Linked DNA regions of Homo sapiens: all the other regions are linked to region 3. A link is a loop called in an ENCODE intact Hi-C map of the cell type or tissue named here. Cell type or tissue: IMR-90. All regions are shown on one strand. Region 1 overlaps CDH13 (cadherin 13). Region 2 overlaps CDH13 (cadherin 13). Region 3 overlaps CDH13 (cadherin 13).

The links. A loop is a pair of places that touch in the nucleus more often than their neighbours do. Peaks named below come from ENCODE experiments on the same cell type or tissue, not always from the same donor. Only the 100,000 strongest peaks of a DNase experiment are listed, where the experiment ranks them.
Region 1: a loop joins it to region 3, with 2.3 times the contacts of the local background. A loop is called at or near these places in 31 of 110 quality-filtered maps.
Region 2: it touches region 3 in a loop (3-fold over the local background); 5 of 110 quality-filtered maps call a loop at or near these places.

Annotation. Positions count from the first base shown.
Region 1 is chr16:82,737,915-82,740,414 of GRCh38, forward strand. All of the region lies in intron 1 of CDH13 (cadherin 13), which reads left to right. Among named protein-coding and RNA genes, the nearest start is that of MIR8058, 50 kb to the left of the region's middle. In IMR-90, a CTCF peak has its summit at 985 (motif pointing left); no DNase peak of the experiment used is centred here.
Region 2 is chr16:82,887,608-82,890,107 of GRCh38, forward strand. All of the region lies in intron 2 of CDH13 (cadherin 13), which reads left to right. Among named protein-coding and RNA genes, the nearest start is that of MIR8058, 200 kb to the left of the region's middle. In IMR-90, no CTCF peak of the experiment used is centred here; a DNase peak (open chromatin) is centred at 1,184; H3K4me3 peaks cover 201 bases; H3K27ac peaks cover 260 bases.
Region 3 is chr16:82,629,641-82,632,140 of GRCh38, forward strand. The region is part of intron 1 of CDH13 (cadherin 13); the gene reads left to right. Among named protein-coding and RNA genes, the nearest start is that of CDH13, 3.9 kb to the left of the region's middle. RefSeq lists an enhancer at 1-613. In IMR-90, CTCF peaks have their summits at 1,250 (motif pointing right) and 2,499 (motif pointing left); DNase peaks (open chromatin) are centred at 821 and 1,251; H3K27ac peaks cover 377 bases.

The DNA of each region.
Region 1 (2,500 bases), 110 kb after region 3:
CATTCACCTCCAAACGTTTCCTTATGCCCCTCCAGTGTTTGTTGATTTGTTTGTGGTAAGAACACCCACCATGCAATCTACCCTCTTAATAAAATGTTTAAGTGCACAATGCAGTACTGTCAATTACAGGCGCTGTGTTGTACAGCAGACCTCTAGAGCTTACTGATCTTGCTAAACTAGCCACTTGTCACACATTCGTTAGGTTTCATGACAGTCTGTCCTCTGAGATGGGCTAAGAGTTAGTCTGCTCTCAAAGAGTTTCTTGCAAGAATATGATGGGTGCTTTGTGGTGAAAAGTGAAATAGCAATAAAAAAAATCAGTCACTTCCATTGTAAAAATAAACGTAACTGCATGGCCAATATGTTATTCTAAAACAGAAGTTGGCTTCTTACCTGGCTTTACCGTGCACGGAGGACTTTAATTTGTGTTCCTGTCAAACTCTAGGAATGTGAAAATGTGGAAAGCCCATCCCAAACAAAAATAAGCCTCTTGCCGGAGTCCTCACCTGAAATCTCTCTCATTCTCACCCATTCACCTTTCAAATCTGTGCTTTTAGCACATCACCTTTCTGCCCTAAAACGTTTAGTGGCTCACAAGCTAGTTTCCAAATTCCTTAGCTTAGTAGTTAGCCCTCCGCTACCTTTTCTTAATGCACTTTTACACTTTTCTCCATGCTGTAACTAAACAGCACTACCTACTAAAATAGAAAGATACCTTTCAGGTTCCTGACCTCATGCCAGTATCTACCATTTCCTTTTCCTAGAATTCTCTCTTTCTCCTTATTTAAATCCTGTGCATTCTCTAGTGCATTTGGGGGAAAATGTCATCTCTTTCTGTAGGCATTAACTCTCTATGCCCTAAAATTTCATATAACCTTGGTGGTTCCTTTTATCTCACACATTTCGCTTATTTCTTTGACTAATGTTATTCATGAACATGTCTTACCATTTATTCTGCTGCACCTACAACCCCTGGTGGCCAGTGGCTGTCTTACTAACTTTTGTGTTCCCTGTGCCTCACACATCACAGACTTTCCAGAACCTTTTAGTGGATAAAGTTAATGCAGAAATGAGTTAAATATTCAAAGAAGCAGTGAGCAAGATACGTTTTTTATTCTTCCTTTCGGAAATGAATCCTTGCTCTTCCCCACCCCTGGGAACTGTGCCCTGGTTATGATTGAGATCTCATAGTCACTCATCATTCATTCTTTAGTTAGAATTGCATAACATTTTATTCTTTACAATAAAGATAACTTGTTAATTGCTTAACCAGATGTGATTTTACTATTATATTTTTTAGTAATTACATAAATCAGAGGAAAAATCCTTTTCAGATGATATGCCCTTATGTGTGATTTAGACAAGCTGACCACCTACTTTTAGATAAAGAAATCATCTTCTGCCAAGATGGGGCTAGATGTGAGGGAAGAGAAGTTTCCTACCAAGAATTTCCATTTAAATTCAAATTTAGAAGCTTTCTTAGTCCCTGAGTCTTATTCCACTTCAGACTTGTTGAAATTTTCCTCATGAAATATGCTTTAGTTGTCTTGGTAAATTTTAAGAGTGAGAGAAGACCAAGTAACAGTTTACAAAGGTAAGAATCATTTAAACCTACTTACTCTCCCTGTTTAAGCAATGAGGAGGATTCTGTTTATTTATTTTTAAAAAGTGTTAAGGGAAGAAGTGCTATTTCAAATTAAATGAAGACACGGGAATTTGCCTTTAATTATTTAAAATAGTTTAAATCTTGTTGTTCAAACAACACCTTGTCTCTACAAAAGAAAAAGGAAAATACGATGACACTCAGACTTTGTCAACTTTTTCCAAATATTAGCAAGTTAAAAAAAACTATTGGTTCTGAATGGTGAGATAAATATATGCCACCTGTAATATTTACCTGAATAGTATATATTCAGAATGCAATATTGTGTAATCTCTTTTAACTTCAAAATAACCCTTCTTTGCCCTGCAAAGATACTTGAACTCTTGGTGTTGGCTACCTATGAAATTATGTCAAACACATAGATTCTACATCTCCAGATATTCAAAACTAATTATCCCTTAATTTGCAAGTGAAAGCAAAATACCACCTAATAGACCATTTCTCTGGTAAACCTTTCTTTATCTTAATGAGCAGAATGTGGACGCCTATTACAACCTGATTTTAAAACCTCCGTGCCACTCAACAGCTTACTCATAAGACTGACCAGAAGGAGGCAACAAAGATGTAAATATTCTTATTTACAATATGGACTGAGCTCATATCTGTCTATTTAGCATTTTATTATAATGCATGCCATCCCAACAGAATCAATAGTTGATTGATTTCTTATGTAAGAGACTTGAGTACTTTAATTCTGGATGGAAACTCATCAGCAACTTCCAGTTGATGAGATGACGTTCTCCATTTGGTGAAACTGGGCTACATTTAATCATCACAAACTTCAAATTGTATTATCCCACTTTCCAGATAATGTACAGCGTATTAGCCCAACCCGCT
Region 2 (2,500 bases), 260 kb after region 3:
GTCAGGAGTTCGAGACGAGTCTGGCCAACGTGGTGAAACCTCATCTCTATTAAAAATACAAAAATTAGCTGGGCGTGGTGGTGCACACCTGTAGTCCCAGCTACTCTGGAGTCTGAGGCAGGAGAATTGCTTGAACCCTGCGGATGAGAGGTTGCAGTGATCTGAGCTCGCACCACTGCACTCTAGCCTGGGTAACAGAGTGAGACTCCGTCTCAGAAAAAAAAAGAAAGGAGAAGAGTGTCTCAAGGGTTTTTTTTTCCAGCAGGTGAACCCAGCCTCCCTAGCAACCCAAGGTTAAGAACGTGTTGAAAACAGCATGGAAGCCCATTCTGGAAAGCAGTGGTGATTGTGATTCTGAACTTAAACAGCTTCCCTTAAACACACTGTTACTTCAGAAAAGTACGGTTTTGGCCAAAGGGCTGTATGTCAGGTATTTACTTGCTCATCTTGGTGGGTTTTGTTTGTTTTTGTCTTTTTGGTTAGCCATCTAAGACATTATTTTTCTGAGATCCAAGTTCCAAAAAGCACCGAACAACCTTTTGGGAAGAAAACATACATAGTGTGTAGGTGCTACCGATTTGTATCCTCTATGACCTTGCCATAGAAAGGCAAATCAGACGGGCGCTCCCATTGCCTCATTGCAGGCTGCCATTTTCATATAAGCTTCATGAAATCTGGGAGAATAAAGGCAAAAGGTTTGATCTGGCTGTGACAGGGAATATTGTGAAGCTGCTGGACTGGGCCTGTGGGTTGCCTGTGACTGTCATCAAGTTCTTCTTCTCTGGAGGCTTCAAATTCCTCCTCTGTCAAATGAAGGGACTGGACTAGAAACAGAATGGCAAGTACAGGGCAAATGCCCCAGTGCTCTCTGTCCCTGCTGCCTCTGGCAGCCACTTCTGCTCCCCCACAGCATCTCCTGGTCGCCTGGACAGAAAGCCTCCTCCATGCAGCACTGCTCCAGGAACTGTTCTCAGCCATTAAAGCAGGGTTCAGAAAAGCTTGGAGGAAGATGGCCTTGTAGACCTCCCCTAGCACTGAAGTTCTGTGATGCTTAGCATATGTGAAACTCAAGTTTCTTCTGTTCCTGAATGGGGATTATTTATTGCCTTGGACAGCAGCCCTGAAACTTGATCCATTTAGCTGCCCCTAAGTGTAGTTAAGCCCCGTGAAATGTAAACTTCGCAAGTAAATGGACCATTGCCATTTGCCTCTGTCTTCTAGATGCAATTGTTTTCTATAGTCTGTCTTGTGGCCGGTTATAAAATGTCTGTCTTGAGCAAGCTGGGGAGGAGGGTGGATAGCTTTCGATTTGCCCAAGTTTGTTAATGTTTCATTGCTTGGGGTGTTTTAAGATCCTGTGCCTTTAATAGATTTCCTGAACTAACAGTTTGCCTTATTTACTTCCCTGGGCTATAATCATTATTGTGGCTGACCATGTTGATAAGCTACTCTGTGAAGCCTTCTCTAATGAATGAGAGTCACTCTTCAAGTGGTTATTCCCCTTAACCTTATTTTCAATCACAGAAAATCATTCTCACAGAAAGTATTCTTTCCTTTTGTTCAAAAAATACCCCCTTGAATGTTTTAAATGTCACTGTTTTTTCAGTTCTAAATAATTTTTAATTGGTTTTTACATGAAGTTAACTGTAGCACTCTTGATTCAGGAAAATTGTGCTTGTCTGTCTCTCTATTATCTCTCTCTCTCTCTCTCTCTCTACCTACCTACCTATCTACCAACCAACCAACCTATCTAAAATCTATCTATAATCTATTAGTTTTTCTTGCTTCACAAATGACTTAAGGCAACTCGCTTTCGGGTTGATGGAAGAAAAAATACAAGTAGCAAACTTGGATGAAGTTGGAAGAAACTTGGCACCCACTGTGTCTGGCATGTGCAGATATGAGTGATGGTCTATAAATTTAGGATCTTATTAACAGCCAAAGCAAAGAGTACAATTTTTCCATGTATCTGGTTTATAGTATCCACAGGATACAAGCATGCTGGTTGATCAAATGTTGCATCTATATCTTTGTGATTAACACCTGACAGATATTTCTATGATGCGTTCTGACAGGGTTACACATGACAGAGTTGGCTCTGTCTATGTTGTACTTAATATTATTGTAGAAAGAAAAATTGAGTATATCTTGTGAAAAATAGTTCCATTTGAAAGTCCATTTCTTTCAAATTCAAAGAAAGAAAACAACTAAAATACGTAAGTCTAAAGGGCATGGTTGATTTAGGATTTTCGAGTGGGAAGACTATTAAAAGAGATGCTTGCTCAAGAGAGTATAGACTCTTCTTTGGAAATTGGCATGGGCCACAGACCTCCATAGGTAATACATTTAAAACACAAATGCTTTTTGGGGTACTGTCTCCCAGTACTTTGTTTTTGAAGATTTGTGACTACATGGTTTCAGTGCTATATCTAATAAAACTGGCTTCAAAACGCAGAGCACTAGCATTTTCATATGTTTCAGTAAGTCTCCCAGCCTTCGT
Region 3 (2,500 bases):
CGGGTCTGGCTTTGGAAGCCATCAATCTCTGTAAGCTTATTGGCTTGGTTGTTGTTTTAGGCATTTTGGTAGGAGGTGAGGAATTCTAAGCAACAATGACTGGAAGCTGGCACCGTTGAACAGTCACCTCTCCTATCCCCTGGGGTGTTTTGGGAAAGTCTGTCCCAGAAGTGGCTTCTGGAATTTGCCTATGATAAGTAATGACTGTGAAACAAATCAAGAAAGAAATGAGCAAGAAATTCCATGGTAAATGTGATTCCCCTCCCTATTTGGGTAGCACTTACAACTAACCAAAAGTTCTAACAATGAGTGAGTAATCCCCCAAGAATTAGGAATTTAGGGAGGGGTTCAGGCTTGGAGGACAGTCGCTTGGGAGTGACTGAAAATGTTCCATGGAATTCTGAGATTTCGCTATAAAGTGGGGAGTTCTCTCTAGGGGTCAGAGTCTTGATTTTCAGGATTTTCAATGAGAATCAGTGTCTTATAGTGCTCCTGCAAATTTGTGTGTTATGTTTTAAGAGCAGTGTTTATTTGCAGAACTTTTTGGATGAGGAAAAGGACACAGGGTTGAAGAGGGTGCTGCCCCCTCCCCCCCTAGGGTCAATACATGACAGCCTGTAAGATTTCCAGAGCACTAGGGAAATGGAATATGTAGTGAAAGGAGTCAGTGATAGAGTTCACCTGTCTGAATATTTTTTTTTAGCAAGTCCCAAAACAGGTTTAATAAACTGCAAAGCTGAGTATGTAATCTGGAATTTGTGTAATTCCACAGTCTATACTAAAAGCCCCAACAGTCATCTTAGCTGATCGCTCCTACTCTGCCTCCCTCCCTTCTCCCCTTTTCTATCTTTAGCCCTTGGGTTTTCCGTTAAGTAAAATCTGTTTACTTCCAGAAGTATCCTCTATGTGTTATAGTGAAATTGCCCAACAAACCAACATACTCAATAACTGCATTATCTAAAAGCATCAGCACTTGGATGTGTAAACTGAGCCTCAATCTGAAGTTCAATGTTTAGGTTAAAGTGTAGCTAGGTTCTTGAAAACATCCTTATTTCCTTCCAAAAATACAATTGCTTGGGGAGTCTAGTTAATTTATATTTAGTGGAATGTAGGAAAAGGACAAACTATGGATTTAATTTACACCTGAATGACAGTCATATCATCTACGTAGCCAACAGTGTTTCTGTGTGCGCGTCTGAGTGAGTGTGTACATCTCTGCATTTTGATCTTGTAATACCTGTTGAAAAATTTCTCCAGAAGAGGGCTCCATCCACAGCATTACAAAATTCTGAATCTACAGCTCATTTTAAAGAACTTCAATGCAGCAACTCCATCAAAACAAAACTATTCTCCTTATTCCACATTAATTGCCACAATCACCCCCAAATGAGAAATCCTGCCATTTTTCACTGTATTTATTTCTGTGTCTCTCTCTTTCTTGCTTTCCTTCTTTTGCTCTCTTGCTTTCTCGCTAGCTTTCTTCTTGCTTTCTTTCTTTTCCCCTATTGTAGTTGGTTCTGTTCTAATTCATTCTTTGACTCTGTATCCCCTCTGAGTATTGGAGCAGGGAAAATTTCAAAGATGTTTGTAGACGGTGCAATACGCAATGTGAGGAAGTTCTGAAATTTCCTGGCATTTGACTTTGGTTGGACTTGATTTCATTCTTTAGGTAGCCAAAAGGCAGGAACAGTTCTGCCTGTGGAAGGAGATAACCTTCCCCCTTACATAACCACCCAGAAGGGTGACTCCTGAGCTAGGTCCACTCACTTTCCATCACTCATTGAAAAGGAGAAGGAAATATCCCCCTGTCATCCAATTACAATAATCAGCTGGACAGAATCAAACCAAGTGACCAGTGGTTTTGGCATTGTTTCTATTTAGCTGTCAGCCAGGTACCCATGCACCTGTGAGAATCTGACCCTCCTGAAGGATGCTGCCAATATAATTCCCCACAGCCCGCTTCTTCTGCAGCCACCTGGGATCCCAGGCCTGGCTCCTCAGGTATGAACAGGCTGCACAGACAATGAATGGCTGGGCTGTAGGATCTCTTGCTCCTGCAGTAGGCACTCAGCAGTGGCCTTATTCTAGAGTTAGGGTGGAAAGTCATCTTTCTCTGCTGAGAGAGGCAGCTTGGGGGAAGGCAGGAGAGGAGAAGAAAGGACATTTCTAACTTGAAGTGCTGACTGAGCCAGGGTCTGTGGAGGTGAATGTGTCACCCTCTGGCTTAGCAAGTTGAACCTCGAGACATCTGCTTGGTGGTAATGGAACTCATCTATCCCAAACCTGCAACTCTGGCTTCTGGGCAGAGGTTGCCAAGTAGCAGCCACAGGCTAAATTTAGCCATGGATGCAGTTTGTTTGGCTCAAATGTTTTGCAAATTGTACATTAATAAAAAAGAAATCCAGGTTTCTAGCATTTCTGAAAAAGTCAGGTCAGGCAACCCTAGATCCACACTTCAACATGGCCGTACTTGACAGGGCTGAGTCACTACTGCCCTCTT